3 separate regions of the Mus musculus genome follow, and regions 2 and 3 are each linked to region 1. Evidence: chromatin loops called from intact Hi-C (ENCODE). Cell type or tissue: left cerebral cortex. All regions are shown on one strand.

The links. Peaks named below come from ENCODE experiments on the same cell type or tissue, not always from the same donor. Only the 100,000 strongest peaks of a DNase experiment are listed, where the experiment ranks them.
Region 2: a loop joins it to region 1, with 4 times the contacts of the local background. A loop is called at or near these places in 20 of 42 quality-filtered maps.
Region 3: a loop joins it to region 1, with 2.4 times the contacts of the local background. A loop is called at or near these places in 17 of 42 quality-filtered maps.

The regions. Positions count from the first base shown.
Region 1 is chr4:117,117,109-117,125,108 of GRCm38, reverse strand. It overlaps Btbd19 (BTB (POZ) domain containing 19), which reads left to right. Exons shown (of 8, transcript NM_001384196.1): 2 at 969-1,170; 3 at 1,327-1,380; 4 at 2,831-2,890; 5 at 3,627-3,695; 6 at 3,780-3,911; 7 at 4,013-4,138; 8 at 4,248-5,890. The coding sequence ends at 4,382. It also overlaps a transcript of Tctex1d4 not described here. Among named protein-coding and RNA genes, the nearest start is that of Btbd19, 4.5 kb to the left of the region's middle. In left cerebral cortex, a CTCF peak has its summit at 3,777; DNase peaks (open chromatin) are centred at 216, 3,854 and 4,508; H3K4me3 peaks cover 1,558 bases; H3K27ac peaks cover 2,564 bases.
Region 2 is chr4:116,992,296-117,000,295 of GRCm38, reverse strand. Urod (uroporphyrinogen decarboxylase) reads left to right here and starts at 5,883. Exons shown (of 10, transcript NM_009478.4): 1 at 5,883-5,965; 2 at 6,599-6,711; 3 at 6,829-6,908; 4 at 6,986-7,048; 5 at 7,273-7,470; 6 at 7,571-7,732. The coding sequence starts at 5,946. Hectd3 (HECT domain E3 ubiquitin protein ligase 3) reads right to left here and starts at 4,962. Exons shown (of 21, transcript NM_175244.4): 1 at 4,525-4,962; 2 at 4,189-4,349; 3 at 3,843-3,935; 4 at 3,629-3,764; 5 at 3,267-3,382; 6 at 3,065-3,178; 7 at 2,866-2,948; 8 at 1,754-1,919; 9 at 1,471-1,552; 10 at 536-718; 11 at 355-407; 12 at 143-207; 13 at 1-49. The coding sequence starts at 4,893. In left cerebral cortex, a CTCF peak has its summit at 4,276 (motif pointing left); DNase peaks (open chromatin) are centred at 4,319, 4,952, 5,849 and 6,426; H3K4me3 peaks cover 2,796 bases; H3K27ac peaks cover 925 bases.
Region 3 is chr4:116,824,592-116,832,591 of GRCm38, reverse strand. It overlaps Gm12996 (a long non-coding RNA gene), which reads right to left. Exons shown (of 3, transcript XR_376562.3): 1 at 7,610-8,000; 2 at 2,391-2,544; 3 at 1,987-2,314. Among named protein-coding and RNA genes, the nearest start is that of Gm12996, 4.1 kb to the right of the region's middle. In left cerebral cortex, a CTCF peak has its summit at 4,630 (motif pointing left); DNase peaks (open chromatin) are centred at 4,616 and 7,690; H3K4me3 peaks cover 1,004 bases; H3K27ac peaks cover 983 bases.

The sequences.
Region 1 (8,000 bases):
GCAATGCCTGAGTTCTCTGGCTTCTCCTCCACCCCCTCGGCCCTGAAAGATGGGTTATGATTTGATTCACCCCCATTGGGCTTTCGACTGAGCACTGGAACGTCTTATCTTGAAGAGACAGAGGTATGGATGGCTCTAGCGATTCATAAGAGGAACGAAGCCCAAAGGATCGAGCCGGAGACCCAGACAGGAAGTAGTTCAAGGTTTCCGACCACCCACTGCTTGCCCAAGAGACTAGTGCTGTCTGAAACCAGGAATAGAGTTCACTGGGGGCAGGGCTGGTCATGGGAGACAAGAACTCTGTTTCCCATCCCCAGACTCTCAGAGGCTGCCCTGCTCCCCAGGGTTAAGACTGCCATAATTCTCGGTTTTTTGAGGACAGGGTGCCACAGTCTGGCCTGAAGAGTGGAGCCTTAGGCAGGAGGCTTTGGAAGCTGAAGCGCTCGCTGCTGCCTCCTACCCCTACTTAACACAGAGGCTGGGGCCGGAAGTGATTATGAAGATGGAAAATGTGGTCTCACCTCATGATGGTGATCACTGTCATGTCTGTCTGCAGTCAGTGTGCTCTGTACCCCACATCCTCACACCCTCCCACAGGAAGAAGGGTAAAAATGCTGAGTTGGCATTTGGTGAAGGCGTCCCAAGAGGAGTGTCCTCTCCCCCAAGATTCAGACTGGGGAGACATCAACCTGGCTTGCATGAGCTCTGCTATCCCCCTACCCCCCCATCCCCCCGCCCCCTGTGAACCAAGCATAGTCCACTCCCTTGAGACCTGCCATCATGGCTGAAAAGTCTTAGAGTCAAAGATATAAAGTCACCGAGTGGAACTGAGACTAGAGCACAGGCTTGTGTCTTCCAGATGTAGGCTTTGACCTCACACAAAAAGAAGCCCTAGTGTGACAGAGGTAAAGCCAACAGTGTGATCTAGGTCTGAGATCCCCTCCCCTGGCCCTCCCTCTCTTCCACAGTGATATTTGCTTTGTGGTTGGTCAAGAACGGCAAGAGGTATTTGCCCACCGGTGCTTGTTGGCCTGTAGATGTAACTTCTTCCAGAGACTTTTGGGCCCTGGGGTACCTAGTCCTGTGGTGCTAAGCACTGTGCCTGCCGAAGCCTTCTTAGCTGTGCTGGAGTTCCTATACACCAACAGTGTCAAGCTGCACCAACACTCTGTGAGCCTACCAAGCAGAGGTCTGGGTGGGAGAGAAGATGAGGATGCCCGAGTCAGAAGGATGCCCATTATGCTGTGGGTTGAGGGGTGGGGGAAACTCCCTTCTGCTCCCTCAGCCACTCCCCTCTCCCTCCTCGCCCCCCCCCCCCCCCCGCAGGTGCTGGAGGTGCTGACAACAGCTGTGGAATATGGGCTGGAGGAACTTCGAGAGGTGAGTGTCTCAGGCAAGCCATCTTGTCTCCCTTGCCTTTCAGTTCATCGTCTCCTTCATAGTCTGACCTTCTCACACAGAGTATGATAGCTCTCTGTGTACACAGGATCTGTACATGCTCAGTGTGTGCTGAGTGAGCACAGGAAGTATTTATGGCTGGTTCTTCAGTGCAACGGTGAATTGGCTTTGGCCCATGATTGAATGGAAGGAGAGACATGAAAATGCTTAACATATATGGAGGCTTTGTGCTTCTGGCTTAGGGAGGATGGCAAGGTTAAGGCCAGCCTGAACTACCTAAGGAGTTCCAGGCTAGCCTGAGCTACAGAGTAAGAGTCTCAAAACCCTAGACTTAAAAGTAGGGGTCTAAGTGTGATGGGCAAACAGCTGATGTGTGGAGAGAGATTCTTGGAGAAGGAAACCTTTGTGTCAGAGCTGGAAGAACAAATAGGGTTTTGTTCAGGGGTGGGAAGATGACATTACAGTCACAGGACACTCAAGGAACTCCTTAGCTGTGTGGTGGACTGGGAACTTGGGTGTGGGGTGAGCTGGGAAGGGTACCAGGAAGCTGATTCACACAGGTGCTTCAAGAATCGGGACTTGCCGGGCGTTGGTGGTGCCCGCCTTTAATCCCAGCACTTGGGAGGCAGAGGCAGGCAGATTTCTGAGTTCAAGGCCAGCCTGATCTACAGAGTGAGTTCCAGGACAGCCAGGGCTACACAGAGAAACTCTGTCCAAAAAAAGGAAAAAAAAAAAAAAAAGAATCGGGGCTTTAGGCTGGGAGTGTAGGTCAGTGGCAGAGCACTTGCCTAGCATACTATAGGCTCTGGGTTTAATTCCTAGCACCAGCCAGGTGTGGTGGTGGTATGTACCTATATATCCAGCACCCAGTAGGCAGAATAGAGGAGGATAATTCTAAGCTCAGGGCTAACCTTGTCCACAGAGTGAGTTCTAAGCCAGCCAGGGCTACACAGCAAGACCCTGTCTCAACTCTTCCTTCCCTGGACTTTTGACGCAAGGATAGTGGAGATTCATTGAAAGTTTTTGGCAAGGGAAAGGGACTGAGAGAAGAGGGAAAGGAAAGGGCCTGTCAGATCAGTGCAGAAATCCAGAGGGTGTGGCCGAGGAGGAAATGGCAGTCCACAAGAGGTAGGTGGCCCTGAGAAGGGACAGCTGGCACTGCCCAGTGCCTTTTTGGAGGAAGAGACTGGAGTTTTTGGATGAGTTTTACCAGAGACAAGTGTACCAGAAGGTGCTTTGCTGGCCTCCAGGCCCTCTGGGCTTGCTAAATTACAGGTCTGAACAATTGCATCTGTTTTCCAAATCTGGGCGCTCAAGGTGGCGCTGGGGCTGCTGGGAGTCTGAATGAGTCATTGCTCCAAGCTCCATTGTTTCTGGGATAGGACTTGGAGTCTTGACACCGGCACACAGGTCGCTTCATTTCTGTCCCCAGCTCTGCCTGGAGTTTGTGGTGAAGGTGTTGGATGTGGAGCTGGTCTGTGAGGCTCTGCAGGTGAGTACTGATGAGCAGCCCTGTGGATGAATCTGATGTTTAGAATGTGGTCCTCCAATGGCCTATAGAATGGCCTCCTCCGTCAGAAGCCCGGACTGGTCTGTCTGTTAAAGAACAATATGTGCTCAAGGATATGCTTATGAAAGAAATTCTGCCTGTGCTCAGATCTGTAGGGTACAGAGTATATCAGTAAGGTCATATGTAGGACGAATAGGCTGGGAAAGGCAGGTGTGATGACACACACCTTTAACTCCAGTACTTGGAAAGCAGAAGCCAGAGTTCGAGACCTGCCAGGGCTACATAGTGATCTATTAAGAGTGGGAAAAAAGAGGTTGAAAGATGGTGGTGCATGCCTTTAATCCAAGCAGAGGCAGGTAGATCTCTGAGTTCAAGGCCAGCTTGGACTACAGAGTGAGTTCCATGACAACCAAGGTTACCTAGAGAAACTCTGTCTTGAAAAACAACAACAAAACAATTCTAAACATGGATAGTAGAAAGGTGGGGGTGTGGAGTTTAGAAGCCAAGCTTGGGCTCAAAGATGGAGTTTGAAAGACCTGAACATGGTCTCCTCTACCCCACACCTGTGTGCTCTGCACAAGGCACTTTGCCTACTTTCAGGAGACACTGCAGGTGCTGCTAGCCTTCTGTTTAGATTGTGCTCAGTGGCAGTACCTTGTGTGCAAATCTGGGTTATCCAGCTTCTTCAGTCTCTAGCCTAATCATACTCTGCTCTCAGGTTGCTGTAACCTTTGGCCTGGGGTCACTACAGGAGCGGTGCATAGCCTTTATAGAAGCTCACAGCCAGGTACAACTCCCCATCCTTATACTTGTAACTTGTAGCCCCCCCATGCCATTTTTTCTCTGCCCTGACCGACACACCGGCCCATAGGAGGCGCTCCGCACCCGTGGCTTTCTGGAGCTGTCCGCCACCGCGCTGCTGCCTGTGCTACGCAGTGACAAGCTCTGCGTGGATGAGACTGAGCTAGTCCAGGCAGCCCGAAGCTGGGCACGCGTGGGCGCCGTGAGTGGGACCTGGGGGGAGGGCGAGGACACCGAAACGGTGCAGGCCACGGGAACTCTGTAAGCGGGCAGCAGGCACGTGCTCAAGGCTCGCTTCCACAGGCGGTGTTAGAGCAACCCGTGGCTGAGGTGGCAGCTCCAGTGGTCCGAGAGCTGAGACTGGCTTTGCTTGCCCCGGCGGAGCTAAGCGCCCTGGAAGAGCAGAACCGACGGGAACCGCTCATCCCGGTGCGGACGCCAGTAACCAAACTCAGATCCACTCTGCCACGTGGGAACGAGGAGCAAGGGCGGGAGGCTTGGGACTTCGGTCTGCGTGGTGACCCGCTTTCCCCTACAGGTTGAACAGATTGTGGAGGCATGGAAGTGTCACGCCCTACGGAGAGGAGATGCGGCCCGGAGCGCGCCGTGCCGCCGGCGGAGGGGTACCCGGCCCCGGGATCACCATCGCTTTCTGGACCTTCGTTTCAAATGATCCACTTCCGGACCTTCCCAGGAAGTTGACTACATCCCAAACTACAGCTCCCGAGGTGCTCTGCGTTGGAGGTGGGCTTCCGCTCCCAGCAAGCTCAGCCGCCGGATACGGGAAGGACCGCTCTGCGTCTAGAGTGAAACCTAAGCCTCTGTGGAAGAGTAGGGATTGCGCAATGGGCCCAAAGTTGTGGCTTGGGTGATGTCCTGAGACCGGAAACGAGGGTGGCCTTTGTTGCATAAGCTCATGCGGCATTCTGCAAGTCGATCATTCCTCTACGCCCCTCTACTCGGATGACGCGATCTCTATGTAGCTCATCCTCTTTAACAAATCAGCTTCAGGCTCAGCGCAAATTCGAGCTTCTCACCATCTTTCCCAACCCTGGAAATAGTGTTAATCTTTTGTGCGGATCTGGAACCCGGACCTCATTCTTGCCTACCTCATGCCTTTTCTCCCTTCTAGGGTCTCTTCTGCTGTTACCCTAGCCAGTGCCCCTCACTCCTTTCTCTGTCAGGGGACAGTATCCATCCCTATGATGGTCCCATCGCTTTGATTGTCAAGCTTTTCCTCCTGAGCCCTTTAACGTCCATACTGCTTTCCAGGACAGCCTACAAAATTTCCTTGAGATTTAGCAATCCTAAACTCTGCGTTTGGGAGTTCCAGAATTATTGGGGGGTGGGATGGGTTGTCGACAATCTCTCACTGTAACCCCATCTGACCTAGAGCTATTTAGGACAGACTAGCTTTGAACTCACTGCGCTCCGACTGCCTCTGCCTCCCTGGTACAGAGATTAAAGGCGTGTACTATCGCTCCTAATTCTGGCTTTACATAAAAATATATTGCTTATGAATTAAAGATGAATATTTGTATTCTGTCAAGATGGAAAAGGTGGCTGCCCAGTGGGACCACTCCTGGCACCCTTCTTTGGATCATGAACACTGAAAGTAATTTGCTGCTTGCTTGCCTGTTCCATGCTTTTGCTTCCTTTACATCAACTTTAGAAGCCATGTACTAATCTGTACTAATACTGCGCTTCCATTAGCTTTGCTGTATTGTGATGAAAAGGCTTTTGAAATTATTATTATTTTATTTTATTTTATTTTTTTGGTTTTTTTGAGACAGGGTTTCTCTGTGTAGCCCTGGCTGTCCTGGAACTCACTTTGTAGACCAGGCTGGCCTCAAACTCAGAAATCCGCCTGCCTCTGCCTCCTGAGTGCTGGGATTAAAGGCGTGCACCACCACGCCCGGCCTCTAAATTATTTTTGGGAGCTTGGAGAGTCTTCAGATTGCTTTAAAGCACCCATCCTTTTCCTTGAGGATAGAAAGCTTTTGTTCATGCAGGCTGTCTTCTGGACATGTGTTCTGCGAGGCAAGCATAGCATGGCGGCATACATAGGTAAATGTCAGCACTTGGGAAGTGGACGGAGGAGGATCAGCAGTTTGAGGCTAGCCTAGGTTAGTTACAAGGTGAGACCTGTTTCAAAAAATAAACTGAGCATGATGTTACACAGCTTTAATGTCAGCATTCAAGTTTCTGGTTTGGTAAATCAACTTTGGGAATGTTGGTAAACAGAACTGACCGAGTGGAACCCTGGACCGCAGCCACTGTTCTCCCTGGTTCTCTTGACAATTGCTTGACTGGGACCTAGCTCTGTCTTCCCTCCTAGGGTCTGGGTTTGGTAAATTGTTGCTTCTAATGTTACTGTTTTGTTTTCAGAGAGGGGCAGAGCACCCCATTTAGACTGAGCAGCACAGGACAGCTCTCAGGCAGTAGCCGGACCACACAGGAGCCGTATTACTACCCCTTGTGCAGGTCTCATCTCTGCTACTTTTTTTATTTTCTTGGATTTTGAGAAAGGGTCTCTCTGTTTAGCCCTGATTGTTGAAATCACTACATCCACCAGGCTGGCCTTGAACTCACAGGCTGGTCTTAAACTCATAGCAGTTCTCCTGTTTCAGCCTTCCGAGGATACCAGTGACATTACCAGTGTGAGCTGCTACACTCAGTAGCATCCAGTTCTTCTTGAAGGATGGCTTGGGGTTAGGACAAAGGAAGTCGAGGAAGACTCTATGTAGAGCCAGGCCATGGGGGTGGGTGCACACCTTTTATCTGAGCACTCGGGAGGTAAAGGTAGGCAGATCTCTGAGTTCTAGACCAGCCTTGTCTACAGAGTTCCAGAACACCCAAAGCTACACAGAGAAGCCCTGTTTCAGAAACAAACAAACAGACAAAACAGGTCCTAGGCAGAAGAAATGACACGTTCAAAGTTATGGTGATACAAATATTAGTGAAGTATTCTTGTCCAGAAGTGTGGTGTGTTTTTAGAAGGCTGTGTTTGGCAGTGGAGGCTAGCCCTAGTGGAGCTTGGAAAGGGATTGAGTTTAAGCTAAGGACTAGGGAGCCGTGAAAGGCTGCTAAGCCAGAAGGTAAAGTAGGGCTAGGTGCTACGCAGGTTGAGCTGACTTTACAAGTATGGAACTTCTCACCCCAGGCTAGATGAGATCAGTGGCCAAGGCTGACTGTGCCTGGGGGTTCAGCTCTGACTGGACTTGCTTAGTGACACCTTCATTCTTCAGGACCACACTGATCATGCAATCAGGGTAAAAACTTTCAACACAGCTGTGAACAATGTTTCTGAAAGGAACCGCGCCTTCTGCGAGGCTGATTAAGTGATCAGGACCACATGATGTGGGGCGGTTGGAATGCTCCAAATCTAGAGCCATTTTATCTTGGAACATCTTTGGCCCCCACAAGAGCCATTTATTGTCCTCCGAAGGTGACATCACATCTTTGTGACTATTAGGCAAATCTTTTGAAATGTACAAGTTCCTAGTTTCTAACCAACAGAAGGGCCCAGGACACTGACAGCATCTGTGGTTGAAATGCTGCTCTTTGGTCTGTGGTAACCTTGGCCACCTAAAGTTTCCATCAATGTGTCATACAGATTCGTTTATTTATTTAAAAGATTTACTATTTGGTAGACACTGTAGCTGTCTTCAGACACCCCAGAAGAGGGCATCAGATCATATTACGGATGGTTGTGAGCCACCGTGTGGTTGCTGGGATTTGAACTCAGGACCTTTGGAAGAACAGACAGTGCTCTTAATCTCTGAGCCATCTCTCCATCCCCTATTTATTTATTCGTTGTATTGTTTTTCAAGCCCGGTTTCTCTGTGTAGCTCAGGCTATCCTGAAACTCTGTAGCTCAGAATAGCCTGGAACTCACAGAGATGTGCCTGCCTCTGCCTCTCAAGTGCTGGGATTAAAGGCAGGTGCCACCGCTGGCTTTTCATTTTTTAGAAGACAATTTTTGTGTTGCTGAGATGGTGTCAGTAGATCAAGGTGTCTACCACCAAGCCTGATAACCTGAATTCAATCCACAGGACCCATGTGGTAGGAAAGCTGACTCTGACCTTCACACTAGAAACATAGCACACCAACACACACCAGTACACCGTATGCCATCCCAAACACCAAATAAAATGTTAAAAAAAAAGACAGCATTTCATGTGGCTGAGGTTAATCCCAAACCCACATAGTAGAGGACAACCTCTAATCCTACCACATAAATGCTGAAATTGCAGGTCTTCCTCACCATGCCAGCTAGTCTTTTTGGTTT
Region 2 (8,000 bases), 120 kb after region 1:
GGGCACAGTTCTTCTGACATATCTGCCAGGCTGTCACGGAAGCCACCTCCTGAAATGACAAATGCTCTCAGCTGGGCACCTCAGAGTCCCGAGGCTCTAACACCCTAATAGTCAATAGTCGGAACCCATGTCAAGGCCTCACCTTGGTCAATGATCCCTTCCGCAATGAATTTACATTCCCACCACTGGTCATAGCGCATGGGCCACCTGTAAACAGGGATGATGGATTTCCACTATGCCAGGGCTGGCCTCAGGCACATTAGCAGGCCCAGAGACCAGCTAGGAGAAGGACCACAGAGTGTGGCAGCGAGAAGCAGCAGGCACTGTGTGCCATCTTTTACCCTCACGCCATACCTGTAGTCCAAGGGCTTCTCATACTTGTCAGAAGGCTTGAGACCTTCATAAACCTGGGGAGCAAGAGAAGGTGGGAAGGAGTGGGAGCTGTAGGAAGCCTGCGATAAAGAGCTGTCCCTATTCTTGCCCAACTCTCTCTTCCTTCCGCCCTTTACTGACCCTCCCTCAGTCTGGTCCAGACCTGGGTGAAGACTGCATTCTTGCAGGCAGGGTCCCGAGAAGGGCAGGCACGGTGTTCCATGGCAAGGCGGCGGTTGATGTACAGCCTCGGCATGAAGCTGGGCTTGCTGCTTTCTGAATCACGCAGGCACTGTGCTACCAGGCTGGGCCGCTGGCGTGACAACAGTAGGAACTGTTTCACTTGCTGGAGGAAAGGTGGCCAGGGCGGAATGAGTGGGCAATCGGCTTACGTGTAGGCTCTGGGACTTTCTACGCCTAGACCCAACTCCCCCATTGCAGTCTATGTCTAGTCCGTTCTGTTCTTGCCTATAGTTTTTCCTTTAAACTAACCATGAAGGGGAAATTTGGAACAACAATACAAATCTAACATTCTCACAAGCTTTCTGAGACTTCCACTGACCAGAGAAAAATCCCTACTTCACAGCCTGCTACACAAATCTCTTGAGAAGAGACTGTGCTTCCCGTCAGCCAGTTTCTAGCCTCACGTCACACTCACAGCTAGCTGTATGGGTTCCTTTGTCATGTGGAGCTCGGGGACCCTCAGGGCACAGCTGCCCACCTAACGGAGGAGTTACTTTTCCTCCTCCTCTTCTTCTTTTTTTTTGGTTTTTCGAGACAGGGTTTCTCTGTATAGCCCTGGCAGTCCTCCCCGCCCCCCCCCCCAAAAAAAAAGAACCAAGGAGGTGGGGAGATGGCTCAGTGGTTTAGAGCACTGACTGCTCTTTCAGAGGTCCTGAGTTCAATTCCCAGCAACCACATGGTGGCTCACAACCATCTGTAATGGGATCCGATGCCCTCTTCTGGTATGTCTGAAGACAGCTACAGTGTGCTCATATAAATAAAATAATTAAGTAAATCTAAAAAAAAAAAAAATAATAATAATGAAAACTAGGCAAGCAGCCCAATGCCCCGTAAGTATTGCAGGCCCAGACTCACCTTAATCTCACTAAAGGTGCCCAGGGTGTGGTCCCATGCAGGTACTAGGTGGTGCAGGACACTGTCCAGAATTTTGATGAATCTATGGTAGTGTGGTAAGATAAAGAATTTGGCATGGTGTAAGACCCCAGTGTCTAATCCACAGGGACAGAAGGGAGGCTCAGGAGGTGCTCTGGCCCTCGAAGCAGAATAACTTATTTTACCAGACTTTGGGGCCTCCTCCATGCAGATTCCCAAGGCTTAGGCGAGGAAGGGAGGCCTGCAGGGTCAGGACCATACCTACCTCTGCAGAAGGACAGCTCTGCGGTATAGTACTTCTGGGTCAGTGCCTTCCAGGCGTGGATATCGCACCAGACTGGCCGGCTGGAACAGGTCTGCATTCAGCCCCAGCTCCCGCTGTCTAGATGACTTGATCTTTACCCCTCGAAGACGGACATCGATCCCATCATCTGTGGATGGGGGGAGTCAGGATATGGCCCTTTACTGAGCCTGCTGTTTTCTTGGCCCTCAGACCTGGGAATGGCTCCCAGCAGTGGGCATTTTGTCACTGTTAACTACGGAGGCTTCAGAGATTCTATCACAATTCAATATATTCATTCCATCTCTATGCTGCTGGGATGCCTGTGGATCCCAACTCAGCTCCTTTCAGATGAGCCCAACCACCTCTACGGCTCTAAGGTTGGCTTATACCCAGCACTGTATACTATCTTTGGTCTCGAAGTGTATTGGCTAGTTTTGTGTCAACTTGACACGGGTTGGAGTTATCACAGAAAAAGGAGCTTCAGTTGGGGAAATGCCTCCACGAGATCCAACTGTAAGGCATTTTCTCAATTAGTGATCAAGGGGGGAGGTCCCCTTGTGAGTGGTGCATCTCTGGGCTGCTAGTCTTGGGTTCTATAAGAGAGCAGGCTGAGCAAGCCAGGGGAAGCAAGCCAGCAAAGAACATCCTTCCATGGCTTCTACATCAGCTCCTGATTTCTGACCTGCTTGAGTTCCAGTCCTGACTTCCTTTGGTGATGAACAGTATTGTGAATATGTAAGCCGAATAAACCCTTTCCTCCCCAACTTGCTTTTTTTTTTTTTTTTTTTTTTGGTTTTTCGAGACAGGGTTTCTCTGTATATCCTTAGCTGTCCTGGAACTCACTTTGTAGACCAGGCTGGCCTCGAACTCAGAAATCTGCCTGCCTCTGCCTCCCAAGTGCTGGGATTAAAGGCGTGTGCCACCACGCCTGGTGCCCCAACTTGCTTTTTGGTTATGATGTTTGTGCAGGAATAAAAACCCCGACTAAGACACGAAGCTTTACCCTAACTCCAAGTCCACTCTCTTCTCTCCTCTCCACATTATCAGCCTGCCCTCACCCATATCCTGAAACTCCTTATAGTCCTGAGCCCTACCTCGACACTCAACGATTCGGATCTCAATGATTGGAAGGTGGACGGTCATGTCCTCTAATACACAGACATCCCCGATCAGGGTCCTAGGAGCCAAGTATAAAGCAGTTCAGGTATTTGCTGCCACAGGCCTTCAGGAACCTCTGGGGTTCCATTCAAGCTAAGCTTGGTCCCGCCCCCGCCCCCAGGACAGCTTACTCACTCATCAATGTTCACGTCACTCAGCTTCTTCAGGTTGTCCCCTTCACCCCCATAGACTACTACCCGTTTCGGCATGAAGTTGTCATCTGTGGTATCCACTGTGAGTAGCAGCTTCCTGAGGACCCAGAGTATGTATCTGAATGAGTCTCTAGGCACCCGCAGCACATGGCTCATCCACCCTGTCATGCCCAGAGCCCACTCACTTGACAATTGTGCCTTTCTTCATGGTAAGCCGTACCCAGTGTTGGCACTGGGACCCATCACTCTCCCAGTAGGTATCTGCGTTGCTATCTGTCAGGCAGGACACATTGAACTCCTCCTAAGGTAAGGGCAGAGAGGTGCTGTCACACTGGGCATGTGTGTTGGGTCAGGGAACAGAAACAGCAGAGTTGGAGTGGGTGTGGGATAGGAAGGGTGTCTGGGGTCCTTAGAGGGGTTCCAAGGGTAGTGGGACTAAGTATGGTCTATGGGGACATGGGTTTGGCCCTAGTTTGGTGATGGGAGTTCTGGACCTAGCATTGAGGGATGTGACTGTATCTAGGCACAGGAGGAGTCCAGTACCCACCGTATAGGAAGAAACATCTATGCTCTCCACATACTGCTTCACACTACCCAGGTTCTCATCTTCTTTGCCCAGGTGGTCATATAAGAAGTGGATCAGGTCCTCGTCGCACTCATATGTCCATGTTGGGGGCACATAGCTAAATAGCCCCAAGCCCCTAATTAGGTTGGATTCAGGCCCTGCTCCCTCCTCTCCCACCCCGTTCCAGATAACTCACAGTAGCCTTTGTATAGCTTCTGTATATGCCTCTGCTGGCTGAGGCCTGGATCCCAGGCGATGTGAATAGGTCAGGTCCACTACCTGTTCCCATCTGTAGGCACAGAGTGGAGTAAATGAGGAGGGAGGTACGGGGAAACAGGACACCACCTTCAGGATCTGGAGCCTTGGAGTTCTAGCTCCAAGCCTAGAAGCCTCATCCCCCTTCAGGTCTCATCTCTGCCAGTTCTTACCCCACCTCCACCCAAATCTCTCTCTCTCACACAACCCAAGGTTTAGATTTTGGTTGTGTTTCGAAACCCTCCGCATCCGCCAGACACCAAATAGCGTCCTTTGAGTTGCAGGACCTGAGCACCGGCCGGTAGTCCACGCCAAATAGCTGCTGCTGCCGCTGCAGGTGGTCGGGAGTGTCAATAGGTACAAGGCGGGCTCCGCCCTCTGCTGGTCGACACACTAGAAGCCAGCCTTCGTCCAGACTACAGTCACTCAGGTGTTCGGCCAGCTGCTCCTGCAGGGACGAGTCAGATGGGGACAGAAATCAACTCAATTGCTCGCCCAGCCCAGCCCGGGGCAAAGAGCACGGAAAGCAATGCCAGCTCATTATGGGATAAGGGGGCGGAACAACCAGGGCTCTGGCTAGATCCAGGGGGTCTTTTGTGGGGTCCCTGCCATCCGGGGCGCACCTTGGTCAACTTCACCCAGAGCCCGTGGCCGTTGCACAGCTCCTCGCCAGTGGTGCGCACACAGGCGCCGCGCCGGAGCTCGATACTGTCACGGGCGGCGCGCAGGGGTCCAGAGCCTGTGCCCGGGGCAGCGCCCACGGCTCCCACACGCAGCCCCAGGCCCTCTGCTTCCCACACGGGCAGCAGCACGCGCGAGGGTCCCGCCGGGTCCTTGTACAGCTTGTAGAGCACTTCCCGCGGCACGAAAGCTAGCGCCGCAGGCAGTGGCAGCCCGGCCCGGAGGCTCCGCGCCGCCTCCGCCAGGAAGCGCACGCGACCCAGGAGCTGCCGCGGGGACTCAAGCGCCGCGCCGGGGCCAGGGCCGGCCATAGCGAAGCCGCTGAAGTGAGACTCGTCCAGGGAAACCCTGGCCGGCCGCAGCCAGGGGACAGCAAGCAGAGCTTCCCACCACACCCGGCCCCACCTCCCACCCTACCTTACCGTATGTTTTAGATTAAATGCACAACCTATTACCACCATAGTGTCAGGTGTTCCTATTTTGTAACCCGCCACCGAGTGCTACTATCCTTGTTCAGTCTTTATTCGACCCACTCTGATGATTTGGAGTCCTGTCTTTGTCTCCCCGTCCCCAACGAATATTACATTTGAAGAAATCTTTTTGTTGTTATTGTGTTGTTTTGTTTCTCTGTGTAGTCCTGGCTGTCCTGGAACTCACTACAGTCTGTAGATCAGGTTAGCCTCAAACTCAAAGATCCTCGCACCTCTACCATCCGACTGCTGGGATTGAAAGCGTGAGCCACCACACCAGGCTTGAGAAATCTTATAAAAATTGTTCAACTATCCTAGGGGGCGTGTGACTAAAATGTTTGGTAGAATGACCCCTTTTCCAGTCACTGATAGGAATGTACAATCGTTCTGGATAGATGCTATTTGTTGTTTCTAATTCCAGGAGACTAATAATCGTTGCCCACTTAAATGCGATTTTGGCTTCCTAGACGATTGCTAGAGCAGTTCCTGTCCTGCTCAGCACTCTTACCACTTCTACAAATTGGTTAGTAGTGTAAATGTAGAGCCTAAAATCTTCGGTTTCTATACAGCTAGACGACATTGTGAGACTCATGGACTGGAGTGAGAGCGAGGCTTGTACTAAGTCTTCTATACCACAGATGAGAAAAGTTTTAACATGTATTGGGAAGTCATTTCTTTGGGGCATTTGCTACTGCGTCGCAACAGTGGACTTTACGGTAAAAAATTGTTTGGGTCCTACGGGCAGCAGGGAGGGCAGCCCCACAGCTGTCACTGGATCGGTCACGTGGTTCTCAATATGGCGCCGCCCAGGGTTCTCTTCAGGAAGGGGCGGGGACTGGGGTGTCGGGGCGGAGCCTCAGATTAAAGCGGAGACCGCTCAGTTACTGTTTACCATGGAGGCGAACGGGTTCGGGTGAGTTTTCTGCTGCACGCGCTTGTGGCTACGTTACTTTCTGATCCGAGTCTTCCAATTCAGGGATATGTCCTTAAACTCTTATTTTTATTGGAGCTCTCCAAGTCTGAACCCAAGTCGCTGAGATTCCAAATCTTGCAGTCATGGAACAGAACCTTTCCCGCTCCCTGCCCCCCCCTCTTCCCGCAGTCTCCATTCCAGGGACTACCGTGCGGGACTGCGTCCCGAGACTTTCTTTCGAGGTGACTCAGAACTTCTAACTAGCACCTGGGACCATCAGCTTTGATCCTTTCTCGTTTTGGGGATCCCAGCTTCTCATGCTTGCCGCTCGGTTCCCCAAATTAACTCCTTTCCCCTAATCCCCTTACTGGATCTTCATTCCACTTCTCTAGTCCCTCCAGTTTCTTTGAGTTTGGGAAAGTGGACAAATGTGTAGGAAAGAGGCCCTAGTGGGGCCCTCCTCCTGGGAGCTTGTGCGCCACTTGATAGAGGGGAGGCGGTGGGCGGGGAGCCATGGTTTGCAAGCTGGTCTGGAGTAGGCAGATAACGGCCTGACTGGACCGGTGCCCTCCCCGAATCCCAGTCTAGCATAATGACATTTACTCCTACCTGTACCTTTCACCTGATCTCCAGACTCCAGAATTTCCCGGAGCTGAAGAATGACACGTTCCTGAGAGCAGCCTGGGGAGAGGAAACAGACTATACTCCCGTTTGGTGCATGAGACAGGCAGGCCGCTACTTACCAGGTCAGGGGCAAAGCTGTGGTCTAGATAAAACCTGAAATTCTAGATGGTGAAGATAGGAGAAGATAGTAACTTTGGAAGACCTTGTGGCTGAGTCCTGTCCTCCATCTCCCCTTGTAGAGTTTAGGGAAACCAGGGCTGCCCAGGACTTCTTCAGCACCTGCCGATCTCCCGAGGCTTGCTGTGAACTGACTCTACAGGTGAGGGCCCCACGAACCAGGGTGGGGTTCATGCCCCCAGTGTGTCTCCTTACTAACCTACTTGCTATTCCCTGCAGCCACTACGAAGGTTTCCTCTGGATGCTGCCATAATTTTCTCTGACATCCTTGTTGTACCCCAGGTACTCAATCCTGATCCTGGATTGTGGACTTTAAAAAAAGAGGGGAGAGGGAGGAAGGCACTCATTGGAAATCCTCTGTCTTGTCAGGTTTAAATACATAACGGGGAAGCGGCAAACGCTAGGGATGGAGTTTGCAGGAGGTTTTAGTCTTTTCTTTGTTGCATACGTTGAACAGAAACCTCTGAGTTCCAGGCTGTGTACCCATATATTTTATCCCCCTTAAGGCATTGGGCATGGAGGTGACCATGGTACCTGGCAAAGGACCCAGCTTTCCAGAGCCATTAAGAGAAGAGCGGGACTTAGAGCGTCTACGGGATCCAGCAGCAGCGGCTTCAGAGTTAGGCTATGTGTTCCAAGCCATCACCCTTACTCGACAACGGCTGGCCGGACGTGTGCCACTAATTGGCTTTGCTGGTGCTCCGGTAATGCGGCCAGGGGTGTGGATGGGAGCATGGAGAGGTCAGGCTCCTAGGTCTGGAATAGACAAGGGATCCTGTGTCTGCCGTCCTCATCTTTTTGTAGTGGACCCTAATGACATACATGGTTGAAGGCGGCAGTTCAAGCACCATGGCTCAGGCCAAACGATGGCTCTACCAAAGGCCACAGGCCAGTCACAAGCTGCTTGGCATACTCACTGATGTTCTGGTCCCATACCTAATAGGACAAGTGGCTGCTGGTGCTCAGGTGAGTCTTTAGGGACAAATAGGTAAATGGTTTCCCAAACTGGAGAAAGCAGGGATGTTACTTTTCCTCCAATGATCTGGTTAGAGTATCTAAGTGGTTTTCAACCTTCCTAATACTGTGACCCTTTAATACAGTTCCTCATGGTGTGGTGACCCCCAACTATAAAATGATTTTGTTGCTAATTCATAGCTGTACTTTTCCTACTGTTGTAAATTGTAATGTAAATATCTGGTATACAGGAGATCTGATATGCGACCCCTGAGAGAGG
Region 3 (8,000 bases), 290 kb after region 1:
GTGTGCGCACTTGAGTGCACACTTTGTGTAATGTCCTGAGATCCAACGAAGAATCACAGATGTTGCCTTTTATAAGGTCAAGACTGAGGAAAATCCTCTCTGACTTCGATGAGGCTAGACCAAGAGTCCAAAGTCATCCTCAGCTCTTGATTCCGAGACCAGTTTGGGCTACGTGAGACCGTGTTTCAATAAACAAGTCAAAGAAGGCAAAAGGTGAGGGCTGACGATGAGCATCTCGCTTGGGAGCTGTTCTCCAGGCAGCCTATTAGGATGTGTTAGGCGCCTCCAGTACTCAGGATTCGCAAAAATACTTCAATGTGCTTGAAGGAAAGCTATCTCTTAAGCCAATGGTGTCCTAGTTATAATATTTTCAACTTCATGCCAATTTGGTCACAAACTATAACTTGAGTTGGGAAGGTAGGTCAGCAGGTAGGGAGGGGCACTGGTCACAAAGACGGATGACCTGTTAGATTCCTGGAGCCCGAATGGTAGGAAAGGTGGCTCCTGCAAGTTGTCCTCTTGCAGTAACATGTGCACTGCAGCCTGCATGCAGGCACACAGACGCACACACACACACACACACACACACACACACACACGCACACACACATACATACACACACACACATACACACATACACACACACGCGCACACACACATACACACGCACACATACGCACACACATATACACGCACACACATACATACACAATAAATAATTAAGAATGTAACAAAATATTCTTTTTAATTTGGGAGATGTGGATCTACCTCAGTAGTATAGCGAACACCCAGCCTGTGTCTGAGGCCCCCGGGTTCTGTCCTTCACATCACAAAGGAACCTTTTAATCTAGGAAGGGGCCCACAAAAATCACGAGGCTACCCTGGTCTCATCAGTAAGGGTGCTCTCTACACAGTCATGGATACTGTGATTGAAATGGCTCAGATAATGGCCTTGATTTACCTTTTCGAAGGAAGCCCAGAGTTACCGTGGTCTCCGGGGTTAGAAGGCAGGGTACTGCTGAGGGACAAGATTCCTAGTTCTCCACAATGGCATCTTTGCTGTTGATGAAATATAGCCACCAAAGTAAAATCCTAACCACCAAGGTAAGAAGGTCAGGAGACGGGGCCTTTGAGGAGGGGAGACGAGGCGAAGGGTAAAACTTGCATCAATGGGATTAGTGCTTTAACAAAAAGGACGGGGCTGCTCTCAAGCCCTCTTTATTCCATATGAAATCCTATCAAGTAGATGGCCACCAGAGGCATGACATCACCTGACACGGAATCTGCAAGTGCTTTGATCTCAGACTCAGAACTGAAAGAAACGTGTTTATGCTGTCCAGTCTATGATATTCTGCTAAAGCAACTGACCGTGCCTAAGACAATCCTATGAATTTCACCGAGAAAGACCACGGCATGGCCTCATTCCTACACCAATACCTGCAAGAAGAATGAGAAAAAATATGAAAGGTTTGTACTAACCAGCTGGGCTGGAAGAGAAGAAAGGGAGAGAAATATGTGTCTTCTCTAGAGGTCTTCCTCCAAGATGTGGGGATAGGAGCTAAAAGTGCATGTGGCCTTGCGCATGCTCAGAGCAAGGGCCACACAGGATCCTGCAGTTTCCTATTCCAACTCTGCTGGAAGTCTGGGTCAGTCCTGGGTCCTGCTGTGGAGAGGCCTCCTGCCTGCTGGAAGAGACATTCCACTAAACTCAGGTACTGATACAGTCAACTCAGAGTGGAGTGAGCCTGCAAGAGAGGCCTAGGTGTTGGAGTCCCTGTTGTATATAACTTCTCTCTCTCTCTCTCACTCTCTCTCTCATTTTGAGATAGGGTCTCTCTATGTAGCCCTTGCTGTCCTTGTCCTCGAACTCACTCTAGCCTTGAAGTCACAGAGATCCGCCTGTGCCTCCCCAAGTGCTGAGATGAAAGGGGTGAGCCACCATATCCAGTTTTCTTAGATTGTCTTAAAGCACTCTATACACAGTATTGCAGCTAGGATTATCTTTACTGTTATCAGATCAAAATGCTCAGGACACATTTCAAGGGATCCAAGCAGGAGACTGTGTCTTGGTCCAACGACTTAGAGGATCCATGTTCTGTCCCCTGTACGGGTTCCCTTTTCACTAAGCCATCATGAGCAAATATGTCCCTGTCCCTGAGTTTTCCTGCAGCTTCCATGGCTGAGCCCCAGGGGACTCTCCAGGCCCCAACAGCATCTTCACAAAAATCTCTGCTGGTTGTAGCTGTATTCTTGCACCTCGAAATCAGGATGAATTACTGTCTCTTGTTTCACCCTTGTCCTCTTGCAAGGCTGCTGCTCAAAGAAATTAATCAAGTTTATTAAGCATGACCTCACTTGTGAGCCCTGCTCCTGGTCTGCTGAGCTGTACCTGCCTCAGTCTCGGTTAGCGCTCTAGTGGGGGCGGGGAAGCCAGCCGGGTGGCCACATCTTTTGTTGTTTGCAGAGACAGAGGAGCACCGGGCTGGATCAGACAAAGGCAGGGTGCTCCTCTATAGAAAGTACAGGGCCCTTTGTTGCCATGGCTGTGGAAAAAATAGGAACAAAAAGGATAAATGTTGCATCCAAATACACTAATAATTAACACTTAGCACCATGGATATAAAAAGCACTTAAGGCTAAATTACAATGAGCATAATAGCTATTCATTATTCAGCCCTGCTCCATATGGCATCCTGGCTTAGTAGATGGTGCTTGGGAACTAACTGGAGCCTAACTGCCCAGGTCTAAAACCCCATCCCACCGTTTGACAGCTCTGAGACTGTGGCGGGCAAGTTACTAAAGCTCTCCAGCCCCAGCCTTTGCATCTGCAGAGCTCAGACAATGAAAGCACATAACACACAGGGCCAAGTGAGCTCGCACTGTTTACAACGACACTTAAGCCTGGTTGGCCAAGCAATAACTGCTCAGTAAATGTTTATGGCATTAAATACATAGCTCGGCCAATTTTAGGCCTCAAAACAAACTTGTGACGTATACATATTATCTCTATCAGTTGAGGAAGTTAATATTTAGGGGTTAAATGACTTTCTCAAGATCATTGTCTTAAGGTTTCTATTGTTGTGATAAAACAGCAAGACTAAAAGCATCCTGGGAGAAAGGGGTTTATTTGAGTCACACTTCCATGTTGTAATCTATCATCAGAGGAAGTCAGGGCAATGCTAAACATACACCCTTAGTCCCAGTACAGAGGAAGATGGATCTCTGTGAGTTCAAGGCCAGCCTGGTCTATAAAGTAAGTTTCAGGATAGCCAAGGCTACAAAGAGACACCCTGTCTTGACTGACTGACTGATTGATTGATTGATTAATTAATTAAAACTGTTTGAGGGGTGTTTGAATTTTGTTTTATAACATGAAAAGATACGAAATTTGGCTTATTATATGTCCCAGGGAGTGGATATGTGGCTGTCAGACTATTGTGTGGCCACTGTCCATTCAAGTCAGAACTCAGTCTATACACAACCAGTTCTTGTTTAATACGGAATTTGTAGCCAAAGCTCAACTTAAGAGAAACCATTGAGGGCTGGTGAGATGGCTCAGTGGGTAAGAGCACCCGACTGCTCTTCCAAAGGTCCAGAGTTCAAATTCCAGCAACCACATGGTGGCTCATAACCATCTGTAACGAGATCTGACTCCCTCTTCTGGAGTGTCTGAAGACAGCTACAGTACTTACATATAATCAATAAATAAATCTTTTAAAAAAAAAAAAAAGAGAGAAACCATTGAGATGGTTCAATCCCCAGAACCCATGGAGGAAGGAGAGAACTGACTCCCCAAGGCTGCCTCCAACCTATATACACACACACACACACACACACACACACTGTATACACACTAACAACAATAATAATAAATAAAATACAACTTTTGAATGAATAGATAAATTGTACAATGCCCGGGAAGAAGAGGAGTTTTGCCTTGCCTTTGTTGTAGCCATTTAAGGAACTCAAACGCTGGGTGAGGTGTTGTATTAATGTAAACCAGGACATAAACATAATCTTCTCTATTTATCTGGGATTGCCCCAGTTTGTTTTGAGACACAGTTTTGCTATGTAGTCCTGGCTAGCCATAATTCATTAGTAGATCAGACTGGCCTCAAACTCACAGAGATCGGTAGATCTCTGCGTCCCTAGTGCTGAGTTTAAAGGCATGGATCTTTGCTTGGCTTTGTGGCCCATGCCTGTAACCCAAGCAACTTGGGAAGCTAGGATAACATTGTTCCGGGAACTTGTGAGTTTCCAGTCAGTCTCCTGAATTCCAGGCTATCCTGTAAGAGAGTACTCATTGTGAGACTGAGATTCTGTCTCCTTGAGGGGAAAAAAAAAACAAGTGAAGAACACCACTGGCGAATCACCATCCAGGTTCCTTCTTGGGTTTAGCACTCAGTTTTCTTTGAAGTGTCTAAAATTCAGCCCTGAAGAATCTGGGGTGGTAAGTCACCACCCTATCAAAGCAGCCTTTCCAGGGAGGAGGGAGATTTCAAATCTCGGGGAAGAATCTGGGTTGTACATCACCCCTCCCAGCTTGCTGGGAGGGTAGACCAGACCAGCACCTCTCCTGGAAGCAAGGGCAAGAGCTGGTTAAAATGAGGCCAATGGTGACACCTAGAGGTCATATGAAAAACTGCAACTTTCGAACGACCTATTTGGCCCTTAAGGGCTTTATTTAGTTGGTTCATTCATAAATATTCACTGACCTCTCAACACATGCCAACTCTTATGCTAGACACTAAGCAAAAGTCCGAAGGATCTGAGAAGACATTTCAGTCAACTGGGATTTACGCCGATGTCTACTGATCAAGAAAATGTTTACCAGGTCAGTCCAAGGGAAAACATTCAGGCAGCAAAGACAAGAGCTTGGGTGGTAGCATAAAATCTCACAGGATTGCCAGGCATGGTGGCGCACGCCTTTAACCCCAGCACTCGGGAGGCAGAGGCAGGCAGATTTCTGAGTTCGAGGCCAGCCTGGTCTACAAAGTGAGTTCCAGGACAGCCAGGGCTATACAGAGAAACCCTGTCTCGAATCCCCCCCCCCAAAAACAAAAAACAAAATAAACAAACAAAAAAACCCTCACAGGATCTAATTATATTATGGGGGATGAGAATATTAATAACAAACTAACAAACACCAAGCAGGAGCAGGCCAGTGAGACAGATCAGCAGGTAGGGGGCCTGCGGCCAAGCCTGAATATCTGAGTTTGATTCCCCAGGATCCACATGATGAAAGGAGAGAGCCAGTTCCCCAGGATCGTCCTCTGCCCCCCACACATGCAACACGACAAGAGCAGACCTAAAGTCTATACACACTCCATGCACAAAGTAAATACATTTAATTTGAAGGTTGGGGAGCAGAGGGAAATAAATCAATTTAAAAAAAAAGGGGGGCAAGTTCATCAGGGCCTAATTTGCCACAGGAAATAGTTCTGTCCTGAGCCCGAGCCTAAGCACAGTTGGACTTTACTGAAGAATTTCAAGCAGGGCAGGAAACTAGACCTCGCCTCTCAGTTCTTACTCAAGTGCATGAAGGCAGTTACAAATTACTCTATTGCCTCGGTTATGGGAAATAGTGGAGACAGAAGAGGAAAGCTCTGAGGAGTCAGAGGCATTACAGAGACAGAACCGGGACACACCTCGAGGTGAGGACTGTGGTGTTAGGAGGGGATCTGGCATGTGCAGGTCTCTGGCTCAGGCAGCTGCCAAGAGGATAAGAGTACAGTGTTGGGTATGGTGGACTTTGAGAGACCCATCCAAGCCAGAAGAGCAGCTAAATAATGTCAGCAAGAGAGACATCTGGAGGAGGACAGTGAAGAGCTAGGATAGTTAAGAACAGGCAAAGGGCTCAGCACTTGGGTGGTAGAGGCAGGAGGACCCGGAGTTCATAGTCTTCTTCCTCAGTTATACAGTGAGCTCAAGACTAACCAAGGCTACATGAGACCCTGCCTCTATAAGAGATGACACACAAAAGCTGGCAGAGGAGATGCAACAGGGCCAGTGGGGGAGTGGGCACGGCACCATGGAACTGGGGAAAACAAGGAGAAGAGAATGGTCAACTATATCAAACCTTTCCACGGTTGTAAGGGCTAAAGACTGAGTACCGAGCAACATAAAATTCATTGATGATGTCAGAGCCTTATAGGTCGGCGTGGCCGGAAAAGTCACATTACAGACAATTAGAGTAAAAGTACTCTATTAAAAGTACTAACCTGCCTGTGTAGATAGATACTGTTTATTTGTTTGTTTGTTTGTTTATTATTTGTGTGGTACTGATAGAACCTGGGTCCTCATACATGCCAGCCAAGTGAACAATATCCTGGTTTGTTTTATTTATTTATTTATTTATTTATTTATTTATTTATCGAGACAGGGTTTCTCTGTATAGCCCTGACTGTCCTGGAACTCACTCTGTAGACCAGGCTGAACTCGAACTCAGAAATCCGCCTGCCTCTGCCTCCCAAGTGCTGGGGTTAAAGGCGTGTGCCACCACGCCCGGCCCAAGAGTCCTTCCATTGAGCAGTATCCTCGGTCTCTCTAAGTTGCCCAACTGTCCTTACATTTGCTCTGAAGGCCTGAAGAGAATTCCTGGAAGTTGTCCTCCACGTGTCTGTGACACACACGTGCTGGCACACACACACATGTAGAGCTGTATGTATTTTGTGCCCCCCACCTGTGGTCCTAGTGTTGGAAGGCTGACTAGGAAGGCTGCCAGGAAGTTGAGGCCAGCCTGGGCTACAGAATTAGACCCTGTTTCAAAGAAACAATAAAACCAGGATATTGTTCAAGGGTGGTCACCACAACCGCAAGTGAAACTGTACTCCTAAGATCCCAACTCCTCATTTCCCCTCCTCAGTTCTGGAGGCCACCATTCATCTGTGTCTATGATCCTAACAACTCCAGAATAGACTTCATGTAAGTGGAATTGTACAGTATTTGACATTGTGTTTTGGTTTTGCTGTTCGGGGTGTTAACCCGGCTGGGACTTCTAGTATGCTAGGGAAGCAGGCCCTTTACATTGAAGCTATATCCACAGCCCATCTTTCTTTCCCTCCCTCCTGCTGGTTCCTTTCACTTAGGGGCCCTTTCTACAACTAAATGAAATCGGGGATGCCTCTCCCCTGGCTTGAATATTCTTACTCCCACCTTACTGTGCACTTTAAAAGTTAAATTGGGCTAGGCAGGGGTGGCCACGCCGCCTTTAATCCAAGCATTCAGGAGACAGGCAGAAGGGTCTCTGATTTCAAGGTCAGCCTGGTCTACAGAACAACCCAGGTTACACAAAGACACCTTGTCTCCAGAAACAAAACAGCAAAAAATCAGTTAAGTTGGGGCTGGGGATGTAGCTCCGTTTGTGGCATGCTTGCCTAGCACGCATTGGGTCTTAGGTTCCAAGTTCCATCCTCAGCATTTCATAAACCAAGCGCGGTGCACACATATAATCCCAGCACTCTGGAGGCAGACATAGTGATCTCAGTTACAAAACGCATTAGAGACCAGTCTGGGCTACATGAGGCTCTGTACGTTTTGTTGTTTTAATTCCTTAGTAAGTATGTATAGTCTATGTATATGCACAACTTGAAGGAAAACTAAGGTCACCTTCTCTGAGGTTTTTCTGGGCCAACCCTCGGCAGACAAGCGAAGAGAATGGAGGCGGATCCAAAACTGCCGTATCTTCCGGAGCCGCTTCCGGCGGAAGAGAAAGGTAAAAGAGCACGGAGAGGACCCAGGAGGGCTTCAGAGTGGCTGATCCTTAAAGGAGCGGGCTGCTGGGTGGACCCGGGGCGGGGGTCGGACCCGGCCGGAGCTAGAGCCCGGAAGAACTAGCAAGCCGGCGAGCTACTGCAGTCCGCTAGGTTTAGCGTCGAGACCTGCAGCCTCGGCGTTGTTCTACGACTTGGTCTCAGCTTTCCACAGCCCAAGCTCACCCCTACCTCACCTGACCTAGCGGACTTACAAAGCAGGAAACTCCCGCAGTGCCACGACCTTG